Regions from separate parts of the Mus musculus genome. Here regions 2 and 3 are each linked to region 1. A link is a loop called in an ENCODE intact Hi-C map of the cell type or tissue named here. Cell type or tissue: heart. All regions are shown on one strand. Links, peaks and the distances in the headings refer to the core of each region. The heading gives the core; the rest is flanking DNA.

What was found. Peaks named below come from ENCODE experiments on the same cell type or tissue, not always from the same donor. Only the 100,000 strongest peaks of a DNase experiment are listed, where the experiment ranks them.
Region 2: it touches region 1 in a loop (3-fold over the local background); 6 of 42 quality-filtered maps call a loop at or near these places.
Region 3: it touches region 1 in a loop (5-fold over the local background); 13 of 42 quality-filtered maps call a loop at or near these places.

Annotation. Positions count from the first base shown.
Region 1 is chr13:104,786,019-104,792,627 of GRCm38, reverse strand. It overlaps Cwc27 (CWC27 spliceosome-associated protein), which reads left to right. Exons shown (of 14, transcript NM_026072.1): 10 at 1-129. Among named protein-coding and RNA genes, the nearest start is that of Cwc27, 28 kb to the left of the region's middle. In heart, for the core only: a CTCF peak has its summit at 2,740 (motif pointing right); no DNase peak of the experiment used is centred there.
Region 2 is chr13:104,607,082-104,613,690 of GRCm38, reverse strand. No RefSeq gene overlaps it. Among named protein-coding and RNA genes, the nearest start is that of Cwc27, 210 kb to the left of the region's middle. In heart, for the core only: no CTCF peak of the experiment used is centred there; DNase peaks (open chromatin) are centred at 2,670, 3,040 and 3,280; H3K27ac peaks cover 296 bases.
Region 3 is chr13:104,678,409-104,685,017 of GRCm38, reverse strand. The region is part of intron 11 of Cwc27 (CWC27 spliceosome-associated protein); the gene reads left to right. Among named protein-coding and RNA genes, the nearest start is that of Cwc27, 140 kb to the left of the region's middle. In heart, for the core only: a CTCF peak has its summit at 3,609 (motif pointing right); no DNase peak of the experiment used is centred there; H3K27ac peaks cover 360 bases.

The DNA.
Region 1 (6,609 bases), core at 1,569-4,068:
GCGTGACGAATACATGGAAGATGATGAGAAGAACTTGATGAGAGAAAGAATTGCAAAACGGTTAAAGAAAGATGCAAGTGCCAGTGTGAAGTCAGCCGGAGACGGGGAGAAGAAGCCGGCAAGCCGAAGGTGAGTCAGGACGGTGCTCTGGGCATCTGTGCTCTCTTCTTACGCCTCTCTTTTCCAGCTGGGACCGGTATTCTGTTCACTAAACTGTAAACTCACAATTGCATAATGCTTGTTAACTGCTCCAGCTGTGAAAACCAGCGTCTTTATGACCTAAAGAGACCAGAATCAGAGTAAATTTAATGTACAGTAAACAGTATATTAGCTGCATGTACGAAATTGTGTTTACTAATACCAATGAGAACATTGAGTGATTTATATGGGAGACATCCTCAAAAATTTACGTGAGTAAAATTTTTCCAAATGGTGAGTAAAGTGGGCTGAACCCATTCTTAGATGTCTTTTCAAGTCCGATTGACTAAATCCTCACACCTGTCATTGGCATTCTGGAATAAGTTTCAGTAACGGCAGGAAGTTCTGTGTGGTGTTAAAAGTTTGTTGGATTTTGTGCCTTAACATTTTGCTCTTTTGAAATTTGACTCAGTTTAAAGCCCCCCTTCTTCCCTACATGACTCTTTTTTACAAATCTAGGGTATACATCTTAAAAATCACTGTATTACAAAGACATGGGACGTCTTTTCTTCAGTCGATGCATGCAGTACAATAGAACTTCATAAGTAACTTTGTGTGCGTGTTTCCCAGCCTCGTGGGGGAAGCTTAAACATCGAGGCAATTCCTTCCTTCGCAGACTTCCCTGAATATTTGCTTTGTTAACCAAAATGAAAAGTGAGCCGCAGAGCTTCTCCTGAGGACGTCCTTGTTGTGCTCAGCAGCGAGCTTACAGGCTGCTTCATTTCTCGTCTGGGCAGCAAGTTTTCCTGCAATTCAAATAATTATTGTTGAACAGGTTTTAATCTTTTCCCTCTTTTTTAAGGTATATATATTTAAATTTTTTATTTATTTTAGATTAGGCTTAAAATACAACTTTTTCTTTTTTTTCGTTTTTAAAAACATTTAGTGGGCAAAGCTAACACTAATATATGGTATATCTAAGTATGTATGTTTGGATATTTCTTAAATTCTGAACTCTATCTTGTTGGCTTCAATACAATTTAAAATAATTATATGCCATGTAACTAAGTTATAATTTAATACAACTGAATTTTCTATAAGAACTAATTAAGGCATAGTTTTAATGCACTTCTCATAAGTGACTAAAAATGGTTTGCTTCATATGAAAAAACATTGCATTTTTCAATATTGTGTTCATCCTTACCATAAAGGGTTGTCTTTCAAAAATTGTCATTTGTGTGTGGTCATGCTGTGCAGACGTGACATGAGTGGATAGTGTAGGCATATGACCTTGACCATAAGGATGCTGGGAGCACTGAGATGTTAGTAGGTGAGGAATGAATTGATTATAGTTAATAAGGAGACTGATTGATAGGTGGTAATCTGTGGCAGCTTAAAAAAAAAAAACTGATGAAAGTTCTAATTAAGAAAGCAATTCCTAGGCTGGAGAGATGACTAAGCGGTTAAGAGCACTGACTACTCTCCCAAAGGTCCTGAGTTCAATTCCTAGCAACTACCTGGTGGCTCACAACCATCTGTAATAGGATCTGATGCTCTCTTCTGGTGTGTCTGAAGACAGCTACAATGTACTCATATAAATAAAATAAATAAATCTTAAAAAAAAAAGCAATTCCTATTGGTCATGGTTTGTAGAAGCTATAGTCAAAGAGCAGAGTGCTAACCAATTTGGTTTGTACTGATTTCATCATAGAGTCTACGTTACCTCCCCAAAAGCTTAGTCAGCACACAACATCATACTGGGGTGTGGACATGCAGCATCGCACAGTGGAAGGCCACTCACACTTGGTGAGGAGAGAGAAGACTGATGGACATTTGTCATTGTCTGAGCATGGGAGGTGGTGGCTGCCTTAACAGGTTCTGTCACTCCTAAAGGGAGCCTTCCATAAGGGTGAAGTGTGAATCCAGAGCACGTCCCTTCTGTCACTGGAAACTTAGTGCGTTACAAGTTTACTTTTGACACATTGTAACATACATTAAATTCTAAACTATTATGTTTATGAGTACTTTGTACATTCGCAGTATTAGGGGAAAACCCCTTTTTTAAAAGTACTTGTAAGCCTGCTAAGGAAAGTGAATTTAGGACAATTAATTCTCTAAAAGTGGTTATAGATTTTAGTAAGGATGTCACATGGTAGAAGGAAAAAACTGATGCCCGTAAGTTGTCTTCTGACTTCTGTATTTTAGAGGTCCTTTTAAATAAGTACATTTTAAATAGATATGTTTATTTTTAAGTTTCGAGTGAATATAAACATTGTGGATATTAATTGATTTTTGTCTTTTAAGTAAAGTAATTGGTAAATATTCTTAGAAAATATGAAGCAAACATTTATTTCTAACCACTTCTGTATTCACTCAAAGGTTTATTGTCCATATCCTTCACTCCTCTCTCAGAAGAGGGTCTATGACTAAATAAGCTAACCAGAATTTTATAGGCTCATAGAAAGCATAAACTCTCATTTCTTCTCATGTGTACCCACGGCTGGATAAAAGTTTAAAATGTCTATTTCCTCTCCTGTCAACCCACGGCTGTGGATTATCTCTGGAAATTTAGCCTAAAGCTTAATGTAATGAGTTGTGTTCACCTGTAGGTGGCACTCAGAGGCTACAATTTAGTCATGCTTCCTATTTCTAGCATCTGTGTACTGATTCAAAATAAACACTAATGTCAGATGGAACAAGTAGACTAGTCAAATATCATTTGTTATGATGGTTGCAGTCACTAGGAAATTACTGCCTTTTATTGTGTAATTTCTGCTATGCAGTAATAGTACCAAGTAGTAAGACACAAATATTAAAGTTGAGGAATTAAACTTTAAATTATGGAAAATATAAACATATTAACATAAAGTCAAAAGTGATACCTTCATAACTCCTGAAGGTTGGATAGAAAATAAGCTGTCACTAAATTCAGTCCCTTTCATATTCCTTGGTTGAGTTTATAATGTTTGACTAGGATGTCTCATAGAAATTTGAATTATTTCCCCTGTAGGAATTCTAGACCTCTCACAAAAACATTCTAAGTCTCAGACTTACAGATTGTGTGAGTCTTATCATATATGTTCTACTTTTGATTGATAATCACACGTAGGAAGTGTAAGTTTTACATGGTACATAAATTTTGTTTTATTAGCAATTTTTTAAAAAGTAGCCTGGTAATTACATTTCAAAAAAAATAAAGATAACACATTTTTAAAATGACAGTATAATTTGTTTTTGTTTTTGTTTTTGTTTTTGTTTTGTTTTGTTTTGTTTTGTTTTGAGACAGGGTTTCTCTGTGTAGCCCTGGCTGTCCTGGAGCTCACTTTGTAGACCGGGCTTGCCTCGAACTCAGAAATCCACCTGCCTCTGCTTCCCGAGTGCTGGGATTAAAGGCTTGCGTCACCACCGCCCAGCTGACAGTATAATTTTTAAAGCATAGTAAAATTTAAAAATTTAAAAGCTCAACTCACATGTGCAGTTTGGCCCCCAAAGTGTGGCCTCCAAATGTCTCCCCCATGTCATCAAGACCTTAGAGGCCGAGATGGAGCTGAGCAGTCGGAGGTGCTGCCTCCTTTACACCGGTGCTGTGGACTGAAGCAGGCAGTAAAAAGAGGGAAAGAGACAAATGCATAGCTTAAATTCTCAATAATTAGTCTACATATAAGACTTGCAATTATTTCTTTGGTCTGAAGTAATAGAGGTCTAAATGTGTTTCCAGCAAACATTTTAGTTGGACAGAAGATAATAAGGTCTAACTCAGTCCTGCTTTTAATACTATCTGCATGCTTTTACTTGAACTCGATGCTGGGTTTTTATGTGTATTTCATAAGTAGCCATTCTATTCTTAACTTTAATTTCAAATATTTGTTCCTCTTACCTCTAGCCACTATGTAAGAGCTATTATGAAACATAAAGATACAGGAGAAGTGCTTTCTATCTGCAGATGTCTAATTGGTGTTGTTTGGATGCATCGCCAAAGTGCAGCAGTATTGAGAGATGGGTTCTTAAAGGAGTGATTGTTAGGGCTTGAGGACCTTGGTGCGATTACTCAAGGGTGGGTTAGGTATCTTGGCAGTGGATACGGATAAAAGAGTTTGCCTGCCTGGTCCTCCCTCACACACTCATGCACATACATCAAGCAAGAAGCTCTTGCGTCTTCTGTCAGTCACCTGACACACACGAAAGGCCCTCACCAGCTACATGCTGCTTCACCTTGGACTTCTCACACTTAAGAACTGACTGTCCAGCTTCAAATATTCTGTTCTTAGCAAACACAAATTGTGAAAGATTAAGAATTGTAGAAAGTAAATATGACGCATTCACATGTGTGCGAAGTGTCATAGGCAGTAAGTGATGTGTATTTTACACAAAAAAATCAAATATCAACTTAGGAAAAGCAAAAGAGGGCCAGAGGTGTGGTCCATGCCTGCAGCCCTGCATTCAAGAGGGCGAGGTTGGAAACTTATGAGTTTGAGGTAGCCTGGGCTACATAGTGACAAATACTATGGTTTTATACATGTCATCTTCATTCTAGTAAGATGAGGCATCTTCTGGAGCCACTATTTAAACACTAGCACTTGTGCATCAAGCTCAGCTCTTCAGATTAATGCTGCTGGTCTCCCCAAGCTGACTAGATGGGTTGTTTTACTGTCTTTATCTGTTATGGTGAAAATTCTGGCATAGTATTGGTTGTAATGTAAACCATATCATACTTTAATATTTCTGGCAAGTTTCCTTTTATTCTGTTTGGGTCTTTATTGCAAGAATTTTGGATATTCCCAATAAAACTGTTCCTTGAGCTGTTTGAAATAATATACTACTTTAAAAAGTGCCAGGTCAGTTCACTGAGAACTGGTTAGTCCATGCAAGGGGTCACCTTCAAACCACACTCTACGCCTTATACCGAACCCAAGCAAATGCTGCAGAAATGTGACAACTCTACTGTCTTTACCATTACTTTCCATATGACAGACAGGAAGCTGTGAAATGCACATTGTGGGAAGAGTGTCCTGTCAAAACAGACAAGAGGCATTTGCATGTCTTTAGAGTATGTTTATTCATATTACCCATGAGAGTTGCAGTCTATTGATCTTGTACCATCTGTTGTTTATGGGGAATAGACTTGCATATCTGAAATGTATTATTGAAATTTTACGGGAAAGCATTCTTTAAGTCATTCAGCATTTGATGACGTATTCTATCCAGGAATATGTGTTTCCACTGAAGAAGATTCAAACACTGGTTGCTTTCTTGTCATCCCTAACTGCTCATTGTGAACCCACCTGTTGATTAAACATGCAAGTGCATTTAAAGTTTAAAGGAGGATGAGAAGGGCCACCAGCAAGTCAAATGTCTTTGTTTTGTACTAAGCTTGTCACATTGTACAAGGGCCTGAGGGAAATGATACCTTGTGATTCTGTCTAGGCCTGTCTTCTCTCCATCAACACCTAACTCTTGAGACCTTTACCACCCTTCAGGTATCTCTTGGATTTTGCATGTTCATTGAGGATATTTGTAGTTTCTGTAGCCAATGAGTTGTTTTGGTTTCCCACACTTATTGTGCCTTTCCAGTATGGCTAGGCACTTTGCCAAGTATTTTTTCTCCACAATAAACCTACAAGGTATATACAAAGATACAAGATATACTTTGTAGTATTTTCCTTGTTTTTACAAATGAAACAAAGAATCCCAGAACACTGAGTTCTAGAAGGTAAAGTGCCTTGACTTTTGTCTATGGCGATCTAGCAGCAAAGCCAGGGCCCAGGCTGTAATGACCTGTTCCACCTCTCCAGAGCCTAGAGAGTAGGACTCAGTCAGTGTGTCCAGCTAAAGATGCCTGGCATGGCATTTTCTTTCTAGTAGAGAGCATCAGGTTCAGTCAAAAGTCCATTTCTAGAAATAAGATGGAGAAATGATTGAGGACATTGAGACATTAACCTCTGGCCACCTACACAGGCCAACACACTCAAATACAACACAGGCATACACACACACACACACACACACACACACAAACACACACAAATGCATGTAACGTGAGGAGGGTGGAGGGAGACATGGAAATGAATAAATAATTTAGATAATCTCCTCAGATAAATAAATATTTGTATGCATAAATATATACACAGAGAAATTTTTCAGTAGCTTAAAACAAACAGCTATCTTGCTCTGGGTCAGCTCCATATTGGCTTTATCTAGGACCTGGAATGCAGCTTCCTAAGAGCTAACTTAACATGGCAGAGGAGAGCGATGATAGACTCATCTAGACTGCAAGGTTTCTGCCTTGAGGTGGCCATCTCGTCCCATATATTACTTGATCATCTCAGTGGCTAGAACAGGAGCTGTAGTTAAGCTTGGTGGCCTCTGAGTGAAGCTTAGAAGTTTGACGGCAGGAATAGGAATGACTGGAATAGCAATGGAATCTACCACAGTCTGCGTTGATGGGAATTGCCAGGGACACTGTGATTATGT
Region 2 (6,609 bases), core at 1,801-4,300, 180 kb after region 1:
ACTATGCCTAATTTTCTGAGGAACCCCCAAACTGATTTCCAGAGTGGTTGTGCCAGCTTGCAGTCCCAGCAGCAATGGAGGAGTGTTTCTTTCTCCACATCCTCACCAGCATCTGCTGTCACCTGAGTTTTTGATCTTAGCCACTCTGACTGGTGTGAGGAGGAAATTCAGGGTTGTTTTGATTTGCATTTCCCTGATGATTAAGGATGTTGAACATTTTTTTAGTTGCTTCTCAGCCATTTGCTATTCCTCAGTTGAGAATTCTTTGTTTAGCTTTGTACCCCATTTTTAATAGGGTTATTTGGTTTTCTGGAGTCCACCTTCTTGAGTTCGTTATATATATTGGATATTAGCCCCCCTGTTGAATTTAGAATTGGTAAAGATTCTTTCCTAATCTGTTGGTGGCCTTTTTGTCTTATTGACGCTGTCTTTTGCCTTACAATAGCTTTGCAATTTTATGAGGTCCCATTTGTCGATTCTTGATCTTACAGCACAAGCCATTGTTGTTTTGTTCAGGAATTTCTCCCCTGTGCCCATATCTTCAAGGCTCTTCCCCAATTTCTCCTCTATAGTTTCAGTGTATCTGGTTTTATGTGGAGGTCCTTGATCCACTTAGACGAGCTTTGTACAAGGAGATAAGAATGGATCAATTCGCATTCTTCTACATGCTAACCACCAATTGAGCCAGCACCATTTGTTAAAAATGCTGTCTTTTTTCCACTGGATGGTTTTAGCTCCCTTGTCAAAGATCAAGTGATCATAGGTGTGTGGGTTCATTTCTGGGTCTTCAATTCTATTCCACTGATCTACTTGACTGTCACTGTACCAGTACCATGCAGTTTTTATCACAATTGCTCTGTAGTACAGCTTGAGATCAGGCATGGTGATTCCACCAGAAGTTCTTTTATTGTTGGGAATAGATTTTGCTATCCTAGGTTTTTTGTTATACCAGATGAATTTGCAAATTAACCTTTCTAACTCTGTGAAGAATTGAGTTGGAATTTTTATGGGGATTGCATCAAATCTGTAGATTGCTTTTGGCAAGATAGCCATTTTTACTATACTACTCCTGCCAATCCGTGAGCATGGGAGATCTTTCCATCTTCTGAGATGTCTTTGATTTCTTTGTTCAGAGACTTGAAGTTCTTATCATACAGATCTTTCACTTCCTTAGTTAGAGTCACTGCAAGGTATTTTATATTATTTGTGACTATTGTGAGGGGTGTTGTTTCCCCAATTTCTTTCTCTGCCTGTTTATGCTTTGTGTAGAGAAAGGCCATTGATTTGTTTGAGTTAACTTTATATCCAGCTACTTCACTGAAGCTATTTATCAGGTTTAGGAGTTCTTTGGTGGAATTTTTGGGGTCACTTATATATACTATCATATCATCTGCAAATAGTGATATTTTGACTTCTTCCTTTCCAATTTGTATTTCTTTAATCTCCTTTTGTTGTCTAATTGCTCTGGCTAGGACTTCAAGTACTATATTGAATAGGTAGTGAGAGAGTGGGTAGCCTTGTCTAGTCCCTGATTTTAGTGGGTTTGCTTCAAGTTTCTCTCCATTTACTTTGATGTTGGCTACTGGTTTGCTCCATATTGCTTTTATTATGTTTAGGTATGGGCCTTGAATTCCTGATCTTTCCAAGACTTTTATCATGAAGGGGTGTTGGATTTTGTCAAATGCTTTCTCAGCATCTAAGGAGATGATCATGTGGTTTTTTTCTTTGAGTTTGTTTATGTAGTGGATTATGTTGATGGATTTCCGTATATTGAACCATCCCTACATCCCTGGGATGAAACCTACTTGATCATGATGGATGATCATTTTGATGTGTTCTTGGATTCGGTTTTCGAGAACTTTATTGAGTATTTTTGCATTGATATTCATAAGGGAAATTGGTCTGAAGTTCTCTTTCTTTGTTGGGTCTTTGTGTCATTTAGGTATCAGAGTAATTATGGCTTCATAGAATGAATTGGGTAGAGTACCTTCTGATTCTATCTTGTGGAATAGTTTGAGGAGTATCGGAATTAGGCCCTCTTTGATCCAGTCCCCAGGAGGCCTTTTGTCAAGTCTTAGACACCCTGTTGCTATTTTATCCTGGTTAGTAAAGGGCATGGGACCCTGCTCATGGTTCTCCCTGTCCAGGGGTGTTGTTTAGGACTGACACTTCATCAGGAAGTCTTGCAACAGTTGACTTCCTCTTTATGAGAGATACTATGTCACAAACTTTGTCTTCAGCAGAGCCAGCGTTCTGAATACTAATCTGTGAGGAAGGCTAGACTGACCAACAATCCACACTCTGTCTAGATTTATAAAGTAGTTGGCAAGTTTGCGACAACAAAGCCATCAGTTCCTGAGCCAGCTGAGACCCACCAGCGTAACAGTGACATAAGGGTCCTAAAGATGACAATCATGGCGGTTCTCCCAGACTTGGCGACTAGCAGTCTCCCTGTTTCTTCAGAGCAACTCCCTTTCCTGGCAGTGTGGCTGTCACCTACTTAGTTCACTTGACTTTCACCATGACCTCCATCAGCGTCTGAGAGAAAAGACCCAGCCTTTTGACACCCACCAGCAACAAACCTACCAGCCCCAGATCTCCACGCCCACTCACTTCTTTTGGTCCATGAGGGTTCTTCCCCGTTCCCATTTCTGAAGGATGCTTTCCTTCTGGCCATCTAGCTCACCCAGGGTTGGAGGAAAGCCAACTCCATTCTCATCCTGTCCAATGAGGTCAGCTCCCCTCAGTCACATCCCCTAGACACTAGTTGACCCTGCTCTGCTGTCTCGGTAAAGGTCACTCAGCTTTTGAATTCTTTCCACCCACACCCCCACCCCAGTTACGTGTGATACCTTCTTAGAAACTTAAAAATAACATTTATTTCCTCAGTGGTTTTGTATATTTCCATCTGGCAAACTTTATTTTGTTCCGTGTGTTTCTAAGGGAACAGAAACGAAAATGGTTTATGTCCTGCTTCCTACACTGGCCTGCCGTTGTCAGGACCGGAAATGCCCTCAGTCCTAAGCGGGTACACCCAACCGCGAGCTCAGCCTCAAAGCAGAGGCTGTGTCAGCCACGAGGACAATGGGCATTGTTTGCTTGTTGGAATGTCTACTGCAGTGCACTTGCCTGAGTCAGTGACTTTTTAAAATTTTAATAGATTCATGCCACTTTGTCTGGATATAATTATAGTGTAAACGTGGTTTGCGTTATAACTATTACCGCAACAACCGAGTCCTGTTATTAAAATGAAAGTGAGGACAGGACAAGAAGTCAAGATGATGGGCAGTCGTTACTGGGCGGGACTCCCGGGGGCTGCTGGAGTGCAGGAAGCATTCTATTTGAGGAACCGGGTGGTAATTTTCATTCTGCCACAATTCGTTGGGTTTATTTATAGTCATATTTTTCTATGCATTTGTCCTGCTTTAATAAGTGTAATTTAAAAAAAAAAAGCAAAATATAAGACGGGATTTGATGGAGGTTGGCAGCTGAGGCCATCGCCCACTCCCACTTCACCGGCAGCATTATTTAAGTGTCTACTTTGTGATCCACAGTAAGCAAACTCTTGGACATATTACAGAGAAGGTAAGCTTGGGACCACAAGGCCTGACCTCAGGGAGCTTAGAGTCCACAGGCAGTTACAATTTACATGAAAAGTGCAAAAGTTAGGTGGTAATCTTTAATTTTAAAGAATGGCCATTTTCACTGTGAGACTTGTGTGCTGAGCACATTCGTCCCCTCAGCCTCCCGCTGATCCCCTCTTCCCAGATACTCCTCTATCTGCTTCTTTTCTTCTCCTCCCCTCTCCTCCTCCCCTCTTCTTCTTCTCCTCCTCCTCCCCTTTCCTCCTCTTCCTCCTCTTCTTGTTCCAGCACTGTATTTTATTTGGTTTCTTATTCTTTTTTTTTTTTCAAAGATTTATTTATTATGGTACATAAGTACACTGTAGCTGACTTCAGACGAACCAGAAGAGGGCGTCAGAGCTCATTACGGGTGGTTGTGAGCCACCATGTGGTTGCTGGGATTTGAACTCTGGACCTTTGGAAGAACAGACAGTGCTCTTACCCACTGAGCCATCTCGCCAGCCCTGGTTTCTTATTCTATCCTAGGTTAGCTGGCTAAAGATCATGTGCAAAAGTGAGGTCCCTGCCAGGGGTTATACCACCTAAGAAAATGTCCTTTCCTTCTCTTCGAAACTATAAACCACCCATCGATACTCAGGGAAGATGAAATCTCAGGGGAAATAGCTGCCACCCGTGGTAGGATCTAAATGGTCGGCTCTCTGGTGGTTCTTCTGTCGGAGAACTATCTCGTTCTAAAAACAACACAATACCCCACTCCACTCCTCCCTCCCTTCTAGATTGAACTAACACTTCTTAGTTTGGACAAATCTACCATGCTGAGATGTAAACATTAGAGAACTGGCCTAAGGTGTACGTGAGAGACATCTCTGCAACCTTTGCAGCTTTTCTTCATTGGCCCTATTTTAGATGTAAAGTTGTATTTTTTTAAGTGCCACGAAAATGACTGTGAGCTAGAGATTATTTTTGCATTAAGGGAATTGAAGGTGATTTCATAGATAAAAGGACATTTCGAAGGAGCCTTAAAGGAAAGGTGAGATTATTAGAAAAGGAAACAGGATGGCCAGTGGGGGAGGAGCACGCAATACAAGAAAGAAGTCTACAAACGTGCACAGCTGAGCAAGAAAGAATCATGTGGGGAAAGCATGGGAAAGGACCGGGCACCTCAGAGAAACTAAGATAAAACTCTAGATTTAGTTCTTTGGCTTTATCTTGTGGTGTTGGGATAAAATCTTGCACATTAGACCAGTGCTTTTCCCAATAAGCCATACCCCCAAGTAAATGGTTAAAAGGTAGGTAGAGTGCGTGCGCGCACACGCGCACACACACACCTCTGAATTACTGATAAAATTCATTGTTTTACAATGCATGGTCACTTGAAAACAGAAACTAACACAGTTAAGTCAGCCACACATACCACGTGTGTGCATCTGCACTGAGGTGAAGGGATTAAACAGTTCAGAAGCATCCCCTGCGTGCCCCTGCGTGCCCCTGCGTGCCCCCTGCGTGCCCCTGCGTGCCCCCTGCGTGCCCCTGCGTGCCCCCTGCGTGCCCCTGCGTGCCCCTGCGTGCCCCCTGCGTGCCCCTGCGTGCCCCTGCGTGCCCAGTGCTCAGGGTACGTTAGCTCTTTTAATCACTCCGAGAGCCTTATGAAGCAGCTGTTCTTGTTTTATTTTACAGATAGAAAATCGAGAACTTGTTTGCATCCAACAAACACAAAAGTCATAAATATAAGAAGTAGATACAGCCACCTGAGGTCTCGTTCGCTTCCAACAAACACAAAAGTCATAAATGTCTAAAGAAGGTGGTGCGCTTGGTGCCAGAATGTGCTTCAGCCGTTAAAATGGAAACAGCTTTACGCTTACATTTTACTTAAATCTATTTTAACTGAAGAGAAACTCAGCTGGGACTAATTTAAGTTCTTCAAGACACAATGGCCTTGATAAAGCCATTTATCAAGTGGTTTTATGAAATAATTCAGAGGAGTATGTTTGGCAAGGGGGCAATTATCCCAGAGTACCTAAGTGCAATGAGCCTGGCCTGCATGGGACAGACACAGTATGGAAGGGTTCACCCCAGTCTCAGAAAGTCATCTCTTGTCTCTTGTAGACCGAGAACAGAAACAACTACGCTGTATCACGTGTACACAGACATCCCAGCTCCCAGCTGCGATCATGTCTGCATCCACCTAAGAAAAGTGGAAAGGATTTAGCGTTACTGTTCGGGGTTTCTAGAGACATGACTTGCCTTCAGAAAAAGAGTCAAATTGCTCTGTAGTTGAAAGTCACATGGCTTAACAATCCATATTGTCATTTTCCTTTCCCCTAGTGACTACGGCAAGACGAAGTCTTTTTGACGGGTTTGTGTGGGATTTTTAGTGACTCCCTTAATCAGGCAAAAATGAGTTCCTCAACAATCAATAATTGCCAATTAGGAATTCACCTTTTGTTGCTTTCTAAGATGTCCCATCACGAAAATAAACCATAAAACCATTTCTGCCTCTCATGTGTGGACGAGAACGAAATCCTTGAATGGAATTTTTGTTTCACTCTAGATGCTCTGCACCCTGTATCTGCAGCCTGGTGGTAGGCAGGCAACCAGCCGGGCAGTGAAGAAGGCATCTTGTGCTTGATCCTGCCACTCGGCATCCCAGGGTGTGATGAAAACTGGAACAAATCTGGAAACCGTGGAGGTGCCAGAAGGTTACAGTCAGAAGACGGAATTATTTGAGTCAGTCGGGAATGTCTGGTTCTCTTGGGTTAGGCCTCATGGGTAGCATTGTGCTGCAAAAACAACTGGCGAGGAGAATTCCAGAGGAGTAAACATGACCTTGAACCTTTGGAGAGAGATGCTTATCTTTCTCTACTGTTAGGGGGGGAAAAAAAGAAAAAAAAAGAGGCCGAATTCTTTCTTCCACCTTTTCATCTTTCAAAATGAAAATTGTTCAGCTCGGTTCCAAACCTGAGTGGAATTTGGAACGGGAGGTGGGTGGAGAACCTTCCTCCAGCCCTTGCTTTATGCTGGGTTT
Region 3 (6,609 bases), core at 2,467-4,966, 110 kb after region 1:
AAAAGCTTCCTCAAAATTTCTGTGTTATTTCTTCTGCCTCCCTTGGTAGATTATGCCTTACTCCTTGTCCAGTGTACGAACTTTCATGGCAGGAGCTAACACTGTTTCCCTTCCTCCAGTGCACACTGCCACCTCCCCCACCCACCCTAACTAGTTTGCTTTGTGACAGGATAGAAAAGCAGCAGGCTTTGAAGTCTGAAAGCTGGGGTTTCAAACCCTTGCCCTCCACATCTGTAATCTTGCCCTATAACCTGAGGCAAGAGACCTAACCTCTCTGAACCCCTGCTTCCTCAGGCGTGCAATAGGGATAAGAATAGCCCTTCTGCTGCAGGAGGTAAAGTGGGAAAGCCCACTGTGTCTCAGTCACCTCATGTCCTAAAAGTGCTGCTGCTGGGGAAGTTGTTGTAAGTTTTAGAAAACTTACTGCTTCCTTCAGTTTCTCCGGTCGCAGAGGAAAAATAATGCGTGTCTTGGCACGCCTTACTTGCAAGTATTTTAAGGATTAATGTAAACTCTGGCAAGTATTTGAAGAATGTTATCTCATTCATTCATTATTAAAAAAAAAAAAAAGCAGTAGAGCTTTCCTTTAAGTACTGCTAAAATCATACATATTCTACAGTTTTTAGTTTACTGGGAGATCATAGATGCAGGCAATTTTAATAGCTATATTTTTAGTTTACCTGGTTGGCTTCAGAAATCTTTTTATTTTGAACTTAAGGGTTTTGTTCGTTTGGTTTTGTTTTTCGGGTATTTGGCAGCGGGGGTCGGAGCAGGGGTTGGTTGGGGTTTGTCTCTTCCATTCTTGCTACAATGCTACATATATAATTTGTAGTTTCCCCATCCAGCATAGGAGGGTGACACAGAATCACTGTCAAATGGCTATCAGACTATGAGGGCTGTGGGTCACACACCTGGAGAAGTACACTGTGCTCTGTAGGACATGTGGGAACATCAGTCAGCCTTGGTGAAGGAAGCTGTGAATTGAACAGGAGCAACAAACCATAGCTGATATGTACAAAGCTGGATCCTTACTAAAAAGCTATTGATATCTCCCAGTAATTCCCAGTAGCCCTTAATAATCATTTGTATGATACAGTTCTTTCTTGGAATCATGAAGAATGGAGAAATATGGGAAAGGGTTACTTGTCAGATAGGGCAAATTTATTATTTACTAATGAATAAAACCCAATTTAATATTCTTTATTTAGACTCCATCCTTACTGATTTAAGTTCTCCCTTCAGTACTGGGGAATTAAACTCAGGACCTGTGTGTACAGGGCAATTATCATTCCCAACCCTTGAATTCAAAGGCAAGCTCTCCCTACATACCCAAGACTGGCCTTGAGCTAGTTCATCTCCTGACTAAGCCTCCACCACCTCACCCCACTTTCCCTATTTTTTAATATATTATAAACTCAATTAATTTAAATGTATTTTAGTATATTTTGTAGTAGCCTCAATTAAGTCCTGTAATGGCTATACATTATTAACACAATAGCTGTTACTTGAATTATAAACCAAACAAAGTAATATGATCCTGAGAAAAAATGGTGAAATTTTATTTTTAGATAAAAGGATTTTTTAAACTTTTTTAAATCTAACACAGTATGGGAAAATAAGTGAAAGGAAGGAAGGAAGGTAGGAAAGAGATACTTAGAGAACATTTTTTAAATGTATTGTTAGCCTGTGTGTGTGGGCACACGTGTGCATGCAGGCACAGAGGCCAGAGGTAAGCTACTGATCCCCTCAAGCTGAAGTACAGGTGGTTTCGTGCAACTTTGGTCCTGGGAACTGAGGTTGAGTCTTCTGAAAGAGCAACAAATACTTTTTTAACTAATGAACCATTTTTCCAACCTGATTCTAGATCATTTTTTAAATGCCAAGGATACACTCCGTTTTCTAAATGATCATGATTGCTTGAGCTGTTGAAAACATCAGCAGTGAATGTTGGATGTGGCAGCTCATGCCTTTAATCCAGCACTTAGGTGTTGACTGTAATTTAAGCATGATTGCCTTATCTGTTCCTACTCTAACTCCAGAATAATTGATACAAAGACCTGTTAAGTTTATTACCAAGCTTTAAGCACTATGACTGGGCAGATCTTCATCGATTCTAAAATGTCTGCTTCCCAGCTGCTTTGCCTTCAGTGTGAGTGTTGCTCTGGCTTGCTCTGGTCCATGTGTGTCCTCATAGAAACTCCCTTGGTGACTCCCCACTTGACTCCTCCTGGAGCCTCATGGCCACTCTTGGTCTCTTCATGTGGTTGCTCTCCCTGGGTTCCGTGGCTGGAATCAGAAGTCCAGCCTTCCTATCTTCTCTATTCAGCATAGGCTGAGCAGCTTTTTCTAACCAATCAGAGAAAATTGGGGAGCATTTTTTACACAACACCAATGCAGGAGATGGTTCAATAACCAGATAATGCTAGCATCCAGACTGGACACAGAAATCAGCAACTGAATATACAGTGCCCAAGGCCAGCCACTAACACACAGGAGGCAGAAGCAGGCACAGCTCTCTGAGTTTTGGAACAACCAGGGCAACACAGACAAAGCCTGTTTCAAAAAACCAAACTAAAAATGAAAGTATCTACAGTGGGTGTTCCCTGCAGAGAGAAAGCATCCATGGGAGTGAATGTAGAGTGGAGGCATCAGCCTGTTACAAAACTTATCTCAGGTGGGAAGACAGCTCACTGGTCAAAACACTTGCCGTGAAAGCAAGAAGACTTGAGTTCAACTCCCCAGACCCCACACAAAAGCCAAATACATGCCTGTAACCCCAGCATTGAGGAGCAGAGACAGGCTGATCCCTAGAGCCAGATCATTGAGCAATAGGTTCAGTCAGACCCTGTCTCAAAAATAAGGTAGGACAGAAAGATGGTCTATGGGTAAAGGTGTTTGCTACCAGAGCAAAACCTTGACTTTCATGTGAAAAAACAGAACCAACCCTGTAAGTTGTCCTTTGACCTCTACCTATGCAACATGGCACATGTACTCACACACACATAGACAAATAAGTGAATGTAACAAAAACAAATTAAATAACGTGATTTCTGGAACTTGCAGTTTAGTGCACTTGACGTCTTTGAACCTCATTTTCTCCATCTGTAAAATTAGCAGAGTCCTCACAGTTGTTAGCACTGATATTTCATGTTGTGGTTCTGCAAGCAGTCCTCTGACACATAATTTAAAAATCAAGATGAAGCTTTGACTATAATGCAGATGTACAGAAGGCCTAGCTCTGGGCTCCCACAGGTTACTGTTGTGCAAATGTCTAATGGAAAATACAGCTGGAGGTCGGTGGATATTTTTATACTTTATAGTCCATCTGGAATCCAATCTGAGAATCAGGATACATTTTAACTGAATTGTTCTCAGAAACTTGCTACCTACACATTTCTCAGATTAGCTGAAAGAAAAACAGGAAAAAAATTCTGTTAAGAATTATTGTAAACCCCTTACTAATATGAAACAGTGAGGCTAAGTAGAGGGAAAAAAATAAATAAAACGGGATTAAACTTGGTTAATCTCAGATCTTAGATACTTCAGTATGCAATTATATTTCCAGTAACCCCTAAACACTTTGACTGATTTCATGAAGCTGGAGGCTTATTGACCACCAGATGGAGCCAGTATTATTTTATTATAGCATAAAAGTACCCTGGATGGTGCTTCAAAGATGAAGAAGAAAAATCCCAGGCTCTGGAAATTGCCAAAATGAAGTTTCACTCATAGTAAAATAGACTTTTTAGGTTTCTCTGTCTAGTTTTTTTTTTTGAGTGTTTGTGTATATATAGAAGACACTACTTCTTATGAAATTATATTATTATTATAATCCTAACATGTATCCTTTAGACAAAGTAAGGATTATATTGTGGTTGTGTGATAAATAGTATGTGTCATAATTATGAAAAATGATAATAAATTATGGATTTTATTGTAGACATTTAGATATCACAGGCACTTTCCATTATAATTATCACCATGACAGAATTTGAAAGGAAGAAAGAAAGGGAGGGGATGTGACCGGATGGGAGAAATGTGTCTTTATCCCCAGCAGCTTCCTAAGGGAGAAGGTGAAGATGGTGAATGGTTGCAACTCCTTCTGAGTTTCTATCCACAAGACTTGGTACCCATAGGCAGTCATCAGTGATAACTGCTTCAAGATGACTCCATCAATTTAACAAGGGTCATAAATCCCATATATCCTTATAACTCAATGTAATTAATCAACTACCTATTGAAAAACTCTGTATATTCTGGGGCCCTAGGACCTTGAACAATCTTTAAAGACCCATTCTATCCAGTAAAAGTAAAGATGACTGTAGACACTGTTGTAATTTGATACCTTTAAATGATCATTTGTCCCTGTTGCTATTACTGTTTATTGTCCACATAATACAATACAAGGCCTATGCCAGGACAGGAACAGGCTGTGAATTTACAGCCGAGAGGTACTCCAGACAACAGCAGTTATCATACAGTGCCCTTTGGAGTTATGGTCTGTGTTAAAAGTTTGAGTATAGGGGAGCCGTGACTAAGGGGAATGTAGGAAAGGCCATAAAAAAATGTTTGGGGGTAGAAACTATTTGAGTAAACCTACTGTGTGGCACACTGCTCTTCTTTCATGGTCCATGCAGCCATATATTTGAAACTAGAGGAAAGTACAAGGGCTCTTTTTATAGTCAATTTTATTTACTAGATATGGTTGTATTAGCTAATGCCTTTGCATGTTCAATTATACCTTTCCTTTTCTTTCTGTTTCTCTCTTTCTCTAACAGCCAAGCTAATTAAAAGCTCATTATTTTGAAGCCAGAGTACATGGGTATAATGTACCACACTCCCATGCCCAGTTTAATATCTCATAGATATGAGACACCTGATTTAATCCTTTGTTACTGTAATGTGCCAACCATCAAAGTGGGATGCTTTCCTCATACAGCTGTTGGGTATAAGGACTAAAAATGTAATTCACTTGCTAGTATTTGGCACATAGTGAATATTTACTTTAAACGTTTACTATTGTAGCACTTATTTTCAAGTGTGGCACTTTTCCTAGATTCAAGCTCTGATAAATCAAAATTTTGATGAAAAATATTTTGCCATTTCCAGTCTATATGATAAACACAGCTACACATTAGTAGCAATCTTTCCCTTTGATTTTTAAAAAATATGTATACTATTATTACCACATCACCTTCATTTACATAAAAGATTTCATTTTATTATGGAAATTTCACAAAATAGTCTTTGAGGTGATGGATCCAGAGCCACTTAAAACCATTCTATAACTAGGCTTCTGGCATATAGAGGCCATTGCTTGCTGGCTGGCTGGCTGCCTGCTTGCCTGCTTGCTTGCTTTGTTTAACAAGTTATCCCGAGCTTTTGTCCCCGCCGGCAAGAACACACTCAGGACAACCGGAATCTTCTGCGGCAAAGCTTTTATTGCTTGCTTATCAGGAGGGAAGACCCCGAACCAGGAAAATGGCGCTGCTTATATAGCCCACAGCGTGATGTTTCAGCACCTGATGTGGTGTGACAGCTCCTGATTCATTGCTCGCCCATCACCCCATTACTATGCTGCGAGATGGGCAGTGACTAGGCGTGAGTTCACTCTTGCACTTGCGCATAAGGCTTATTTACTAGTTAGGCGCAGTGGAAGCCAGCGCCATCTTATAATGGCGATTGCTCATGGCATTCACACGATTGCTCGCGGCATGGCTCTCCACATCTCCCCCTTTTTATTTTATTAAAATTTGAGGCTGGTCTAAGCGTCTGCAGTCATGTCCATCTGCTGTGGCTCCTGTCTTAGGTCATTCCTCCAATTTCACAGCCTTTCCTGTCATAGGGTAACCCTATCGCCACCGGGTCCTGTGTCTTAGGTTGGTCTGTGCATGAGGAAAGTTGCCCGTCTCTGGATACCGCAGTACTGTGTGACAGTAACTGCTAAATGACCTAGGGCGAACTCTATAAAAGAGGCCAGCCAAAAAACGAATTAGTAAACCTCAGCGAGGTGTAAGTGCTGATCAATGAGCGTTGAGTCTCTTACATCCCAGTGCAATGTATCCACAAATCCGTGGGACGCAATAGCAGAGAACTCAGATGTCATTTAGGTCTTAAGCATGGACAGCCAAATTTCAGGGGAGGCCTCTTGTTCAATGGCTGCAAGTGCTTGAGCGATAATGACCTTGTCACGGTTTTGTTGGGTTCTGAGCTTACAAACCAACCAGAGCATAAACACAAGTCCACAGCAGACAACAGCAGCAAATAAAACCACCCCCACCCATTCCTTAAAATAAGAAAAAGCAGATGAAATCCAGGAGGAGAGACCCTCTGTCAATGACAGGTCCACTCTTGTCGAGTTGATCCTGAGAACAGCCGCTCTCAGGACCTCAAGGGTCTCATCGAATCTTTCAGACCATTTTCCTGCAAGATACAAATAAATCTGCCTAGACAGATTAACAAACATGTAAATAGTGATTTTTCCCAAAGGAGGAAATATGGGTGACACCCATTTGCCAGCTCAAAGAACGGGAGCTAATAGTGGAGCAGGACTGATAGCCTAGCCCTTGTAAAGAGTGTGATGACTGAGTTACGGGCCAGTTTTTTGGC